2 separate regions of the Mus musculus genome follow, and region 2 is linked to region 1. The links are chromatin loops, found by intact Hi-C in ENCODE. Cell type or tissue: heart. All regions are shown on one strand.

The links. Hi-C counts contacts between places; a loop is a spot of excess contacts. Peaks named below come from ENCODE experiments on the same cell type or tissue, not always from the same donor. Only the 100,000 strongest peaks of a DNase experiment are listed, where the experiment ranks them.
Region 2: it touches region 1 in a loop (4-fold over the local background); 5 of 42 quality-filtered maps call a loop at or near these places.

The regions. Positions count from the first base shown.
Region 1 is chr7:19,745,835-19,753,834 of GRCm38, forward strand. It overlaps Nectin2 (nectin cell adhesion molecule 2), which reads right to left and starts at 3,739. Exons shown (of 9, transcript NM_008990.3): 1 at 3,381-3,739. The coding sequence starts at 3,468. Gm34744 (a long non-coding RNA gene) reads left to right here and starts at 3,736. Exons shown (of 3, transcript XR_881878.3): 1 at 3,736-4,115; 2 at 5,966-6,109. In heart, CTCF peaks have their summits at 3,904 (motif pointing left), 4,490 (motif pointing right), 7,053 (motif pointing right) and 7,853 (motif pointing left); DNase peaks (open chromatin) are centred at 3,167, 3,997, 4,507, 7,987 and 3 weaker places; H3K4me3 peaks cover 5,074 bases; H3K27ac peaks cover 5,747 bases.
Region 2 is chr7:19,868,479-19,876,478 of GRCm38, forward strand. Ceacam19 (carcinoembryonic antigen-related cell adhesion molecule 19) reads right to left here. Exons shown (of 7, transcript NM_177036.5): 7 at 7,264-8,000. It also overlaps a transcript of Ceacam16 not described here. Among named protein-coding and RNA genes, the nearest start is that of Ceacam16, 11 kb to the left of the region's middle. In heart, CTCF peaks have their summits at 3,978 (motif pointing left), 5,593 (motif pointing right) and 7,999 (motif pointing right); DNase peaks (open chromatin) are centred at 2,963 and 7,973; H3K27ac peaks cover 425 bases.

The DNA.
Region 1 (8,000 bases):
CTTCTGAAGCTCTGGTCTCTATCTTCCATTTGCAGGATTACAGGTGCACACTACCACTGGTGATTTTTGGGTGCGAGGGATTGAACCCTAGGCCTCATGCATGCTAGGCAAGCACTCTGCCGACTGCTTTGCTCCTCTTGTTTTCTTCCGAGAGAAGGACTCAGATAACCCTGCCTGGCCTCAATCTCACTACATAGCCATGCAATCCGGAATTCTCGCTTGGATTCCAGTCCTGTGCCACCATGCCTGCCGTTGGAGGTGCTGAGTTTGGAACCCAGGGTGTCGTGCATGCTAGGTGAACACTCTATCCACTGGCCCAGCCCATTTCTTTTTTCCCCCCAGTCTTTCCGCTCTCCAGCCAAGGCGGCCCTGGGGGTGGACAGTGTGCTGCCTCAGCCTCCCCCACGCTGGCACTGAGATTACAGGCCTGACTCCACCATTCTGTCTTGAGACAAGGTCTTCCTATGTAACTCAGCCTGGCCTTGAACTCCCTGCAATCCCCCCGCCCCCCCCCCCCCCCCCCCGCCCTCCTCAGCTTTCTTTGAGTGCTGGAGTCACAGGTGTTCATCCCTGTCTTAGGTTTCTGTTTCTGTGACCCTGGGGTCTCCATGTCTCTAGGCATCCAGCACTCACACCTCTCCAAGGCTCCTGACATACTTTCTTACTGCCGGGCCATCTCTCCTGGTCCATCTCCTCCTCCCTTCCTGCTCTGTTTCTCAGCATTGCTGGGGCATTAAAAATGTATCAGCATCCCAGCGGGGGCAGGGGAGCTGGCCCTTGTGCAAGACTCCCTGTGCCTCCCGTGTCTTTAACTCCCTGTGGCCCCTACATGCTGGCTGGCCTTGAGACTGGCCTGTGCTCTGACCTCTCCAAGTCACAGGATCTCCACAGCCCTCTGGCTGGGGTCTTCTGATCTCCTTTCCTGTCACCAAACCTCTCTGCCCTTCCAGTGTCCCTGCCTATACCCCTCCCAGCACCCCAGCACCCCTGCCCCTTTCTGGTATCTTTCTGCCCTCCCTTGCAATCTTCCTTCATTCTTTGTGCATGACTCCATCCTTGCATTACTCCATCCTTGCATAGGTCTGATCCCCGTCCCCTCCCTCTCTTGGCTCCTCTTCCTATATCCCTGCTCTCCATCCTGTCTCTTGCCCCCCCCTCCCCCTCCCCCATTTCTTCTCTGCTCAGTTCCCCTTCCCTAACGAGAAGAGACAGCCAGGCCTGCCATCCCCTCTTCTCCCCTCCCCCGCCACTGTGTGGGGCTGCCTGGATGACATAGATGAGCAGAGAGAGATAGGGAAGAGTGGGGAGGGAGGCTCAGGCTCCAGCAGGAGGTCCAGGTGGTGTAAGCCCCATTCCCAGAGGAGGCCAGGAAGCAGGGAGGCTGAGCAGCTAGAGCCAGGGGAAAGAGATGTAGGGAAAGCAAGGGAGAGATGGAGAGAGCAAAGGAAGGACAAACAGAACAGAAAGGAGAAAGAGCCCGGAAAGAGAGAGAAGGGAGAGATGGAAAGGGAAATGAAAAAAGAAAAAGGAGAGGGAGAGAGAAGGAATGAGGAAGTGGAGATAGGAGTAGGATGGGTTAGGAAAGGCCAAGGTCCTCTCCCCAACGTTCGAAGGGAAGGCCCAGCCCCAGGAAATCCCCCCAGGGATTCAACAGAGAAGGGACAGTCACCACAGGTCTAGGAAATAGGAAGCACTTTGGGGAGCTTGCCCAGCCTGGCTATTGGGTTGCTGGCTTTCAAAGGCTTTCAAGGGACGGGAGTGGAACCTTGGGAGAGTGTCCTTTTCGGTTTCCCCGTTCGCAGGCTGGGAAGGGGAACAAGGTTTGCTCTGGGGTTCTGTGGAATCTGCTATGAGGTACCACACGGGTGGATTCTAAGAATTCACTCAGAGGGACAGGTACAGATCTCATCTATCTGGGAGGTCAAGGCCAATGACCTCAAAGGAGGTGACGAAAGAAAAAACGAGGCCAAAAGTGACAGGCATTCTCCCTACGATCCTTCTGATCCCCGTTCTGAGCAAACTCTCCAGAAACTCCCCGCTCCCCATCCCAGAGTGTGTAGTTAGGAAGAAACAGCCAGGTCACCTGCTAGGGGCGGGGCGAGGTCAGCACACCTGTTTACACCTCACCCCATCCCCCACCCCCACCCCCTGGCCTCGCAGAGCCCCAAGTCCCCTCCAGGGCTGGGGGGTGGGGAAAGGGGAGCGAGTCTTAGAGAGGAGGCTCCTCCCATTTACCTCTCCAAGTGCTTCGAGGACAAAGGCGTGACCAAAGGAGAGATAAGGTCCCGAAACCAGGAGTTGGGACTCTTAGCGCTCCAGCCCCGCCCCGCCCCTCCCAAACTAGGTGAAAGCGATACCGGAAAACTTCCCCAGGGACGTTGCCACTCACAAGGAAAGGGGGAAGGGGAGGAAAACTGCAAACCTCCCGGGCTCTGACTCTACCTGGGACACAGCCGACTAAGTTCCCAATTTCAGGCTACGTCTTTAAGCCTTTGATTATATTTGGGGGCAGAGGGGTAAAGGTCAGAGTCCCTTGATCATTAAATTCCATTGCCTACAGCTAAATCCGAACCTGCCAAGATAGTGCCTCTGGACCCTAACTGCACCTGGACCCCAGCGAGCAGAGCTCTTTGCCCACAGTTAAACCCAAGACCCACAAGTTTGAACCCCTTTTCTCCAATTCTATCTAGACCCGGGTTAGGCTCGCCTTCTGAGATCCTGGAGGCAGAACCTCTTAATTTTCCCAGAACCCAGGGGTCAGTGTCTGTAAACTCCCTGAGGCTTGCACTCCAGACTCACACCCTTCCTGCCCCTGAGTGCCCCCAACTCTCATCATTGGTTTGCCAAGGGCTCCCAAAGACCGAACTCATCCCCCCCCCAACACACACTCGTCTTGGGAACCTCGACTGTGGGTCCCCTCGCGCCCAATTCTCCCCGGGCCTCGGATGCCCAACCCAACAAGAAGGAAAAGAAAAAAAAGGGGGGGGGGTGTCGTCCCTCCTCACCATCACGACCCTCCAGCTAGTGTGAGTGGGGGGAACATTCTCCACATTCCTGAGGGGGGAGAGCAGAGACGGAAATCCAGATTCCGGATAAGTGATCAGCACAGGATGGGGAGGATTTAACCCTTTCCACGCCGAGGGAGGTGGAGGGGGTCAGAAACCCGGGTTAGAATGGACACTTGTGATTACGCGAGGTGCAGAGAGGGAGGTTAGGAGACTCGGAGAGAGAGCCCGGTGTGTTGCGAGAATCTCGATCAGTAGGGCCAACCTAGAAGGGGGCACGAGGGAAAGGGGCCTCGGGGAGCTGGGAGTGAGGTGGGGGACGATGCCCCGTTCCCTCCCTTCTGAGGACTGACGAAGGCATCCGCGCGTTTTCACCTGTTTCCTGAAGCAGGAGCAGTAGCAGCGGCAACAACGGCAGCGTCGGTGACAATCTGGACGGCGGGAGGACTGCGGCCCGGGCCATGGGGGGCCCGGGGAGGGACTGGGCCCGGGCAGGGGGTGCCTAGGGACCACTCTTCGTGTACCGATCGGCTGGGAGGGCAGTCAGGGGTCTGAAGTGTCCGGCTCCAGGCCGGCTTCCGCCGCTCACGGCTCCCCGGATCAGTTCGTTCGGCCCAGCTTTCCCTCGCCTGGCTCTCAGGATCCGCGCCCCCCGGCCCCTCGCTTAGCTCCAGCGGGCCGGACTCATGACGTCACAGGCCCCGCCCCTCTTCGCCAAGCCGATCCTAGGGCTCAGGCTCCGCCCCTCTCAGGGCTAAGACCCCGCCCATCCCGCGTCCCACACCTGTCTGGCCCCACGATTCTATCTCCGCCTTCTCCTGGAATTAACTATTTGACCACGCCCACTCGACATGGAGCCACGCCCACACACAACCCGGGAAGACCCACTGCGCCCCCTACTGGTCACTCTAATGAGACGCGGTCACACCCCCTTCTAAACTTCCGGTCGCCTCCCACCAGGAGAAGCCATGCCTTCTCGCCCAGACCACGCCCCACTGCCCTCTGGTTAGCCTGAGTATGTGGGCTCTCATAGGGCCTCCCTTCCTGAGGCACCGCCCCTTGGTGAGGCCACACCCCTGTCCCAGCCTTTCTCCTAGTCCTGCTGCTGTGGTAGGTCGGGGTCACTTCTTAGTGGACCCCATTTCTTTCTGATCTCTGCCCTGGGTTCTCGTGTCGCCGCATCATTTCTTTCCAGATTTCTCCTCTTTCTCTACCTCTGAGTCTCCCTCCGCATCCCCATGTTTCTCTGTGGCTCTGCTCTGGTGTTTCTTTGTCTGTCCATGTGCCTATGTCACTTAGTCCCCGTGTCTCGTTGCATTCCTTTGACTGTGTGCGTCTCTCTTTGCGTCCCTGTCACTTTCTGTTTCTTGTCTCATAGTTTTTTTCTGTGTCACTCTTAATATTCCTGTCCCTGCATCTGGCCTCTGCGTCCCTCCCACCCAGTATCCTTTTTTTATATCGCAGCCTTCCGCGAGGGGGCAGCATAAACCAACCCAGCAGGCCGAACCCCGCTGGGTGGGGCTGGACCAGTCAGTCTGTCCTCTGGCCCTACCAGTCCCTTCCGGTTGTCCTTGTCCCACTTTCTCTATCTCACCAGAATCCTGTGGTCTTTGTGGCTGGTTTTGAGGCGGCCCTTTTGTCTCTTCGTAGACGCTCCACCCTCCCCACCCCCACCCGCCTTTTCACATTCCCAGGGCCGCCGAGTGGAGCTAATGAGAAGGTCCACTTGTTGGGGATGGGGGAGGGGAACAGGTACTCCGCTGCTGAAGTACCTGACAGCCAAATCCTCCCCAAGGGCCAGGCATTTGGGGGTTTCTTGTGAGAGAGCCACCTGGGCTGGGGTAGGGCCCCTTCTCCACCGGCCACATACATGAAGCCCCTCTCCCATGTGGCAAGGCCCAAGGAGTGGACCCTGGCTCTGACCAACTTGCTTTCCACTCTTGTTAATGCTCCTATTTGTTTGCTTGCTGATTATTTTGTGTGTGTGCAGGCCGTGCTGACTTCTGAAGGGCAAATAACAACTTGCTTTGAGTTGGAAGCAGCAAGTGGGTGCCGGGGCCCCAACTCACGTAGCCAAGTTTGGTGGCACAACCTTTGAAGCCATTCCACCCACCTTGGTTTTGTTTTATGAGATGGCATCTCCTGTCGTCCTGGCTAACCAGCCAGGGATTGTAGGCATGCACTGACTCCAAGTTGAGCTAGCTCTCTCCTTTCTGAGCTGTTGCCACACCCCTTTAACAACATTGTTGATAAAGGGTTTTAGCTTTGTCTGCCCACCAGGCCCTCGTGTAAGTCTTCTCCCAAGCAGTCCCCGATCAAGCCGTGGAGAAGGAAGGGGAACTGAGTCATGGGAAGGGAAAGTGGCTTGGTGCCAAAGGTCAGGGTTATGAAAAGAGGCAGGTCCACAATGGACACTATTCAAAATTCTTTTGTTGCTCACAAGAATCTTAGGAAGGGGGTCGGGTTGGTGCTGCACAACTGTAATCCCAGTACTTAGGTGGCAGAAACAGAAAGATCTCACAGAATTCCAAGCCACTGTGGTCTACAGACCCAGTTCTAATCAGCGACGATCACCACGTGAGGGTCACCGTGTGTGAAAAGTAAACTAAGGCACAGGTTCTTTCCAAACCACCGCCAGAGAAGGAGCAGTGTGAGGTTTGTTGGTGTTTATAGTAGCTATGCAACATGACATCCAGATAATATCTCAGGTTTGCAAGGAACGTGGCATGAGGCTAGTGGTATAAATGACAGACACTGAGTAAATGCTCTGTAGCTTCCAACTTTTTTTTTTTTTTTCCCAAGACAGAGTGTCTTACTCAGGCTTTCCATAACTGCAATGAAACACTGTGACAAGAAAAGCAACTTGGGGAGGAAAGGATTATTGTAGCGACAAGTTTGAGATTTTGGTTCCTTTAAAAAGCACAGAAGTATTATGACAATGTTTCATTTTAATCCTTCAGATTGTCTGCAGCAGCTGGTTATGATTTGCCTCGTGCTCCAGCAGAGGTGTGATTTTTGTCAGCCACGTATAGTTTCTGCGACTGTGTGGCGTTTGGAATTCTGGAAACTGTACAGAGGGTAAATAAGTGCTAGAGGACCAATAGGTACGCTGCGTGGTCGTTGGTCATGGTTTGTCATAGTTGTCCTCAAAGAAGACACTAAAGGAAAGAAATTAGATTCAGGGATCTGGATCTCTCTCCCCCTCTCTCCCTGTCTCTCTCCTGTCTAGTGATAGTAGGTGAAACGGGGCATAGTGTGGAACAAAGGGTGGGAAAAAGAGAAACCCACAAAGTAGCAAAGACCAACTACAGGGTTATTTGCCTTACACATCCACATTCCTGTCCATCACTGGACGAAGTCAGGACATGAATTCAGCAGGGCAAAAACCTGGAGGCAGGAGCAGAGGCCATGGAGGAGTGCTGCTTACTGACTTCCTCCTGGTGGCTTGCCCAGATTGCTTTCTTATAGAACCCAGGACCAGCAGCCCAGGAATGGTACCACTCACAATGGGCTGGACCCTCTCTCATTGATCACGAATTGAAATACGTTTTATAGCCAGATTTTATGGAAGCATTTTCTCAGGCTCCTTCCTCTCTGATGATTCTAACTTGTGTCAAGTTGACACATAAAATCAGCCAGTATACAGAGTCTTACTATGTAGCTCTGTAGCCCTGGCTGGCCTGGAATTTCCTATGTAGATCAGGATGGCCTTGAACTCATAGAGATCTGCCTACCTCTGCCTCTCTGTAGTGCTAAGATTACCACCATGCTGAGAGCCTTGATGACTTTTTGTTTGTTTTGGTTTTGGTTTTTCGAGACAGGGTTTCTCTGTGTAGCCCTGGCTGTCCTAGAACTCACTCTGTAGACCAGGCTGGCCTCGAACTTAGAAATCCGCCTGCCTCTGCCTCCCAAGAGCTGGGATCAAAGGCGTGCGCCACCACACCCGGTGACTTTTTTGTTTTTGAGGTTTACTTTTATATATATGAGCATTTTGCCTGGATGGATGTGCACCGTATGAATTCCTGGTGCCCGTGGAGGCCAGAAGAGGGCAGCAGATTCCCTGGAGTTATGGATTGTTGTGAACTGCAATATGGGTGTTGGGAAACAAGCCTGGGTCCTCTACAGGAAAGAACAATGAATGCTTACCACCTCTTGAATCTGTATATGTATATACTTATTTTTTTAATTTGTGGTTGGGAGGGGCCTATGTGAATAGGTTGTGGGGGTCAGTTCTCTCCTTCAATTTTGTGGGTCTCCAGAGATTGATCTCAGGTTTCAGCTTGGTAGCGAGCAACATTTACCTGCTGAGCCATCTTAAGTCCTGGATTATAACCTCCCCTTCCTCTTCCTTCTCCCCATTTTCTTCTGGGGGGGGGGCAGAGCATGCATAGAGGTCAGAGGTCAAATTTAGGGAGTTGATTCTCTCCTTCTATCATGGTTCCAGAAAACAAACGAAGTTGCTCAGACTGGTATAGCTTTTATCCGAACAGCTGCCTGGCAGACCCATCACTGTCTTTCCAAAGCTCTTTTATTCTGACCCAGCTAAAGATGGAGGAGGTCTGGGGACTGGAGAGATGGCTTAGTGGTTAAGAGCATTGACTGTTCTTATAGAGGTCCTGAGTTCAATTCCCAGCAACTGCATGTTGTCTCACAACCATCTGTAATGGGATCCTATGCCCTCTTCTGGTGTGTCTGAAGACAGCTACAGTGTATTCATATAAATAAAATAATCTTTAAAACAAAAAACAAAAAAAAGCCCAGAAGAGTCGGCATGTCCGGCCGTCTTTTTCCCCTGTGCACCTGCTCTTCTGGACTGCCACCAAGTGGGCTAGGCTCCCTCTAGGCGGGTCTTTGTGGGTAGGGCAGGCTCAGGAAGGAAGCCAGGGGAGTGTGGCGCTACCAGATTTCATGCCTATGAGGCATGCTTCAGCCCAAGAGCAGCTTGCTTTGTTGACAGAGAACTGGGTGGGTCTCATACTTGTGAAGTCAACCTCC
Region 2 (8,000 bases), 120 kb after region 1:
AGCACTCACACCAGGCATCTGTAACTCCAGCTCCAGGGTCTCTCTCTGATCTGATTCCCTCTTCTGACCTCCAGGGGCACACACACACACACACACACACACACACACACACACACACACACACACACCTTAAATCTTAAAAGATGGTATTGGGCTGGAGAGATGGCTCAGCGGTTAAGAGCACTGGCTGCCCTTCCAGAGGTCCTGAGTTCAATTCCCAGCAACCACATGGTGGCTCACAACCATCTATAGTGAAATCCTGGGCCCTCTTCTGACATGCAGGTGTACATGCAGATACTCATACATTAAATAAAAAACTCTTTTTGGGGCTGGAGAGATGGCTCAGTGGTTAAGAGCACTGACTGCTCTTCTGAAGGTCCTGAGTTCAAATCCCAGCAACCACATGGTGGCTCACAACCATCTATAATAAGATCTGTCACCCTCTTCTGGTGTCTGAAGACAGCTACAGTGTACTTATATACAATAATAAATAAATCTTTTTAAAAAACTTTTTTTTAAAAAAAAGGTTATTACGGAAATCGAATGTATTTATTTCAAATAGAAGGTGGCATCCATCATTGTGTCCCCACACTCCTATGCCTGTCACACTCACAGCCAATCATAGTCCCCATCCCCTCATCTCCACCTGATGGCAGAAGGTTCTGGGTGGGATTTGGAATCAACTCCATGGCTACCCAAGCCCAAGATGCTGACAATGTTGATCAATAGTAGCATTGGTCCTAGACCTACCATAGCCTCCTGGGTGCACTCAGCCATTTCAGTACAACTCAGCATACCAAAGGCTGTCACATGGGTACAGCTGCCCTGTCACACTGCCGCTGTAGGAACCACAGCAAGAAAAAACCTGCACATGTTCATCAGAGACACAGGACTTCGTGTGTGTGTGTGTGTGTGTGTGTGTGTGTGTCTGTCTGTCTGTCTGTCTGCCCGTCTGTCTACAAGTCCTTGTGAAGCTAGAGGTGGATGATATCTGTCAGGTATCTTCCACGACTGATCAACACATCATTATTACTACTGTTATTATTAACCTTTATTTTTATTGTGTGTGTATTATATTTAGCTTCCACATGCATGTAGTGCTTGAAATAGCCTGGAGAGGATGTCTGACCCCCAGAACTGGAGTTGCAGGTGGTTGTGAGTCACCACGTGGGTGCTGTCTCTCCTGTCCCACACAACACAACGGTTGTTAATTTTTCATGTAGGCAGTAGGAGTTGAACTCGGGACCCCCTGCAGACTAGGTAAATGCCGTGCTATAGCTCCATGTCTAGCGATCACCTTTCCCTTTTATTTTCTTTCTTTTTTACAATTTTTACTTTTTTTTTTGAGACAGGGTCTCACTATGCACTCCCCCCCCCCCCCCGCTGGTCTGGAACGCTCTACGTAGATCAGGCTGGCCCCAAACTCACAGAGATCAACCTGTCTCTGTCTCTAAAGGGCTAGGGTCAAAGCTGTGCACCCAACCTGCTTTCTTGCTTGCTTTCTTTCTTGCCTGCCTGCCTCCCTCCCTCCCTCCCTCCCTCCCTCCCTCCCTCCCTCCCTCCCTCCCTCCCTCCCTCCCTCCCTCCCTCCCTCCCTCCCTCCCTCCCTCCTTTCTTTCTTTCTTTCTTTCTTTCTTTCTTTCTTTCTTTCTTTCTTTCTTTCTTTCTTTCTTTCTTTCTTTCGAGCCAGGGTCTTTCACTGAGCCTAGAGCACACCATTTCTGTGCTCTGCCTGGCTGGTGAGCGTAGACACCCCTCCTTCACCACCACCACGTCCACCCCAGTGCTAGGGTTTGGGCACGAGTTGTCACACTTGGCTTTTGACCTTGATGCCAGGCATCTGAACCCAGGCCCTCATTCCTCAAAAAGCAGGCACTTTCTCCACTGTATGTTGTGTGGGTCGGTGCATATGTGTGTTTCCGACCCCCTCCCTGGCCCCTAAGAAAACAAGGGATGTCCACATCTCCACCTGTTCCCTGAGGCAGGGTTTCTTGCTGAACCCAGAGCTAGGCCGGCTGCCAGCCAGTTCCAGTGATCCTCCTGTCTCTGCCCTTCTGCGCTGGGGTTATAGACAGAGGGCCAAGCCAGCTTTTAAGGTGGCGTGAAGATGCAGGTTCATCTCCAGTCCCTCATGCGTATATTGGGCATAGTTGGTAGAACCCATGATTTGGGGCCTGGGAAGTGTGTATGGAGGACTCACTTCAAACAGGGAAGGCCGACTTTGGAGGTAGAGAACCACCTAGAATCCTCCAGTGTGATGATTAATGTCTCAACTTCACACACCCTGAAAAATCACCCGGGAAGTGAGTCTCTGAGTGACTGTTGAGGGCAGCAGCATGGCCTCTGGAGTGTCTGTGGGGGATTGTCTGACTGTGTTAATGGATGTGGGAGGACTCACCTCAAAGTGAGAGGTGCCATTCCCTGGTCTGAGGCCCTGGATTGTATAAGAGCAAAGAAAGCCAACCATGGCGGCCCAATTGGCCTGTGACCCCAGCACCTGGAAGGGAGGCAGGGGCAGGAGGATCTCTGTGAGTCTGAGGCCAGACTGATATTCAGAATGAGTTCCAAGACAGACAGCCAGGCAGACAGGCAGACAGACAGACAGACAGACAGATAGCAGAAAGTCTCTGAATACTAACTCTGCACTGGTTTCTCTCTTCCCGACTGGTGTGCTGTGGACGGCTGCTTTCAGTTCTGGCCTTCACTTCCTGGCCCAGGGCTACCTCCATCTCAGCTCATCACCAACCACAGGGGCAGGATGAGGTCACCCCTGTGACCCTACAGAGGCCTGCACACCGTCCCTGGTGCCCTTGGGAGTTCATGGAAGTCTGCTGTTTTGGGAGAGGCGTCTACACTTCTGATCACCAGTCTATGCGGGATGATCCTGTGACCCTGTAAGCGGGCACAGGACCTTTCGCCCACAGAGGTGGCTTCCGAACAGAAGGTTTCCCCCCTGAATCATTTTGACTCTGGGCTCAGAGCCCAGCCTACTTCCTTCCCCAGGCCCACTTCCTCTTTTGTCAAACAAGGAGCCACTATCTTTTAAAAGCTGACTGTATCCTGGGAGTGGCAGGGGCCGGTGACAGGGACCCCTGCTGCTGCCCAGTTCCAGTCAAGGACACCCAGCTCAGGCTGCGTTGCCTGGAATCCCGTCCTCCTTGACACCTGCTTTGGTTACACTTTGGGTCCTTCTCTTTTGTATTTGTTTGCATTCTTCCAGAGAGAGGGAGAGGAGAGCCCCAGGTTGAGTTTTGGGGTACAGAAGGCAGTTCAGTTCTGTGGATCCCAAAGTGGGGATAAGGGGTACAGAATACTAAAGGGGGACCAGAAGTCCCCACTGGGATCACAGGTGTGTACCACCATACTGCTGCTATTTTTTTTGGGGGGGGGGAGGTTGTTTGCTTGTTTGTTTCGGTTTTTGAGACAGGGTCTCTCTATGTAGTCTTGGCTGGCGTGGAACTCACTATGTAGATCAGATTGGCTTTGACCTCATAGAGACCCACCTGCTCCTGCTCCCCCCTTGCCCCTCCAGTGCTGGGATTAAAGGGGTGCACCTCACACCCAGCCTGAAAAGTTTGTCTTTAAAGGCACTGGGTGCAATGGCCTGTTCCAGACAGGGAGGGGAAGGGTTGATTTTTGGAGTGAACAAAGCTCCTTGGGCTGCTTTGCGTGGGGAGAAAGACAGGCCATGGAGAGGCTGAGGTGGAGGGGAGGGGAGCTGCCTGGTCTAAGCTGGGCTGTGGGGACTGGGAAAGCTAAGTTCAGGGGCTGATAGCATTTGTTCTTGCTGCAGGCAGAGGCTGATCAAGGTTGGGTATTTTGACAGGAGGCAGTAGAGTGGGCTGTGAATACTCACAAGGTGGGGAAAGTGGGGTGGGAGATGGGGGTTGGGGTGGGCATCAGGTTGTGGCCGAGTTTGTGCTAGGCGGGCTATGTGTTAGCCTTTGCTGCCTCCTGCTGGTTCAGCATGCACACCTACTTAATGAACTGTGTGGGATCTGCAGGTTCCTGGATTCAAGAATGACTGCTTTTCACACTCCTTCCGATATATATCTCCCAGCCAAACCAAAAAACCCACTTACTTATTATTGTGTGTATGTCGTATGTAGAAGTCAGTTCCCTCCTTCCAATGTGTGGGTACCAGAGAGCAAAACTCAGGCCACGAGGCTTGGCCGCAAGGCCCTTTACCCACTGAGCCATCTTGCTGGCCTGTTTTTAGTTTATGGACACAGAAGCACAAATATCTTAGTGGTCTGAACATTTATTCCATTGCTCCCCTTCCCAACAATGTCACCTCTGTGGTTTGGTCCGCACCTCTTCGATTGTCCCGTAGTCTCCTTGCGGGGAGCTCAGCCCCCCAAGGAAGAGGTCTCTGTTTTGGTTATATAGATGTCTCCTGGGACCTAAAACAGTGCTGTATCCAGCAGGTGCTCAATAAATACGTGTGGAGCTCATGAATGGATGGGTTTCTCTTCACCCTTCCTGCTTTCTAACCCTCCCTTTTCAATCTACAACCAGCCTCTGCCAAGGTTACCCTCGTCGCATCTATCGGCACTTGCGGTTTGCCCCTAGCCTCTATGCTCTGGTTCAGTGTCTGCTGGATAAATGGAGTCCATGGAAAAAATAACTTAAGCAGGGCAGGCTTGCTTAGATATTTTTGTCAGGGGAGCTGGATCAGGGTTCAATTCCCAGGATGCATACAGTACTCCAGGTCTCCCACTTCCGGTCGGAGGAGATTTGCAAGACTGCGGTCTTTATAGAACTCAGTACCATGTGACTTTATTCAGCCAATGGAAAGTGAGTGGAAGCCTTATTTCCAGCTTTTGGGGGGGAGGGGGAACGTGTGTTATAAAAATCGCTGGGTGCACACCCACGTGCCCTGCTTTTCCCTGCTACAGTGAGTAACCTTGTCAGCCTCATTTCTGAAGATGTCCACATGCAGCTGAGTTCTTCTGACCCTTGTCACACCTATCCACCTGAGACAAACTTGTAGGAGGGGAAAAAAATAAATCTTACAAGCTTTTCAAGCTGGGGACAGCACGGGGCTAATTGTTACTGCAGCAAAATCCAGCTCATCCTGACAACAACAACAACAACAACAACAACAACAACAACAACAACAACAAACAACCTTTCCTTCCCATCACCAGCGTGCTGCCTCGAGACAGCCACATCGGCTCTCCAGCCCCAGTGTCTCCAGTCACAAGGTGGCAATGTATAGACTAAGACTCTTGAAAATCTGAGGTCAGAGGTCATGGCCTACCCACAAAATATATAATATAGAATATGATATTATGTGATACAGCATATTATATACATAATATTTAATAAATTATACAGGATTTTGTCATTGATTTTGTTGATTTTTAAACTGATTTTAAAATTTTATTTATTTCAATCTTTTTGAGACAGGGTTTCTCCATCTCCCAAGTTCTGGGATTAAAAGCGTGTGCCACCAGGCCTGGCTTAGAGACTTATTTTTATGTGTATGTGTGGGGTGGGGTGGGGAGCAGGGGGGTTGTGCACATGAGTGTAGGACCTGAGGAGGCCAGAAGAGGGCGCTGGATCCTCTGAAGCTGGAGTCACAGGCAGTTGTGAACGGCCCAGTGTAGGTGCTGAGAATTGAACTCCTCTGTTTAAGCTCTTGGAGCTTAAACACCCCCCACGTCAGACCCGAGCATGTTTGTCTCAGTGTCCCCCAAGGCCCCTTGTCTGGGGAAGGGCTAAACATCCCTACCTCAGTAGCAGGGAGGAAAAGACAGCAAAACAACTCAAGAGTAAAAAAGCATTATGTTGAGGCTGGAGTGATGGCTCTGTGGTTAAGAGCACTGACTGCTCTTCGGAAGGTCCTGAATTCAAATCCCAACAGCCACATGGTGGCTCACAACCATCCGTAATGAGATCTGATGCCCTCTTCTGGGGTGCCTGAAGACAGCTACAGTGTACTTACATATAATAATAAATAAATCTTTGGGCTGGAGCAAGTGGGGCCAGAGTGAGAGGTCCTCAATTCCCAGCAACCACATGATGGCTCACAACCATCTGCACAGCTACAGTGTCCTCATATACATTAAACAAATAAATAAATAAGTAAATCTTTTTTTTTAAAAAGTATTATGTCTTTGAGGACAGCTAGAAGACAAGTCATTTCCAAGGTCTTACTCCTCCTCCTCCTCCTCCTCCTCCTCCTCCTCCTCCTCCTCCTCCTCCTCCTCCTCCTCCTCCTCCTCCTCCTCCTCCTCCTCTTCTTCTTCTTCTTCTTCTTCTTCTTCTTCTTCTTCTTCTTCTTCTTCTTCTTTTACTTTTATTTTTATTGTGTGAATGTGTCTGTGACTACAGGAGTAACAGGCAGGAGTTACAGGCAGGAGTTACAGGCAGGAGTTACAGGCAGGTGTGCTGGGAATGGAACTCAGGTCCTCTAGGAAAAGAAGCACGTGCTCTTAATGGCTGAGCCAACTCTCCAGCCCGAGGCTGTTATCCTTTGTCCTCTGATATAAAGGTGTCTGCACAGAGAGGAGCCAGGAGCTCCTCCATGGAGAGAAGCTGAGTGGGGCCACTGCTGACGCCTGATGTCCATGCCCAGTAGGTAGGTTCCCACTGGATATTGTGAGCATCTGCTTTGATAGTGTTTTGCTATTTACCTTTTGCTTGCTATTTATTATCTTTAATTTACTTTAAAATTTTATTCATCTTTTGTTTTTGTAAGGCAAGGGTTTTCTATGTAGCCCCGGCTGTCTTGGAACTTGCTCTGTAGACCAACCAAGCTGGCCTCAAACTCACAGAGATCTGCCTGCCTCTCTGCCTCCTGATTGCTGGGATCAAAGGTATGCACTATTATTTTAGTCAGGGTTTCTATTCCTGGACAAAACATCAAAACCAAGAAGCAAGTTGGGGAGGAAAGGGTTTATTCAGATTACACCTCCAAACCGCTGTTCATCACCAAAGGAAGTCAGGACTGGAACTCAAGCAGGTCAGGAAGCAGGAGCTGATGCAGAGGCCATGGAGGGATGTTCCTTAATGGCTGGCTTCCCCTGGCTTGTTCAGCCTGCTCTCTTATAGAACCCAAGGCTACCAGCCCAGGGATGGCACCACCACCCACAATGGGCCCTGCCCCCTTGATCACTAATTGAGAAAATGGATCTCATGGAGGCGTTTCCTCAAGAAAGGCTCCTTTCTCTGTGGTAGCTCCAGCCTATGTCAAGTTGACACAAACCCAGGCAGTACAGCCTCCATGCCTGACTTGTTATTTATTCTTTTTACTTTGGCTTGCTATATACTTAATAAATGCATATATTTTGAATGCATTTATTAGGGACACTATGACTAGTGCAGCATTCTCCAGACTGTCCTGTGAGAGTGGAGCAGTTAGACTTAGACGCCCTATCTGGAAAATGCTGCTTGGATGTGGGTTAAACGTGTTTAGAAAGAGCCTGGAAAATTGTGACTCCCCAGAGAAGTCACTTAAGTTAGGGAGTTTTTGCTCAGATCTCTCTCTAATTAGCATGGTGAATCTGTCTACAGCATCCCCAGGACCCCAACTCTCTCACTTGCTCTGTTTCTTGCAGGGAAGACCTCTCTGTGAACTGTTTATACAACTTCCATTTTTGATTATATTGAACTTAACCACGAGGTGGCCAGATCTAGTTGCAAGGACTCCTGGGAAATGTAGTTTTTATGTTGAGAAGGCTGGGTCTCCTCACCTGTGGTCAGATTGAGCTGGGCTACGGTGCAGTAATAAGAAGCCCCATTTTACTCACAGCGTGGCTCATTTAGGGTTTATATTTCTCACTCCTGTGATACTTCGGTCTCAGGTAGACAGCTATGAAAAGGGTCAGGAGAACTCAGCTTTAGGTGGGCTCATTCAGGAACCTGACTGACAGGGCTAGTCACTGTGACTGGAGTCTGGAGGGAAAGTGATGGCGCACCTGGACTACTGGGCACTGCTTGCACCCACATTTCATTAATCAGAGCTTTTTGCATTCTAATTAGGGGCTGTGGAA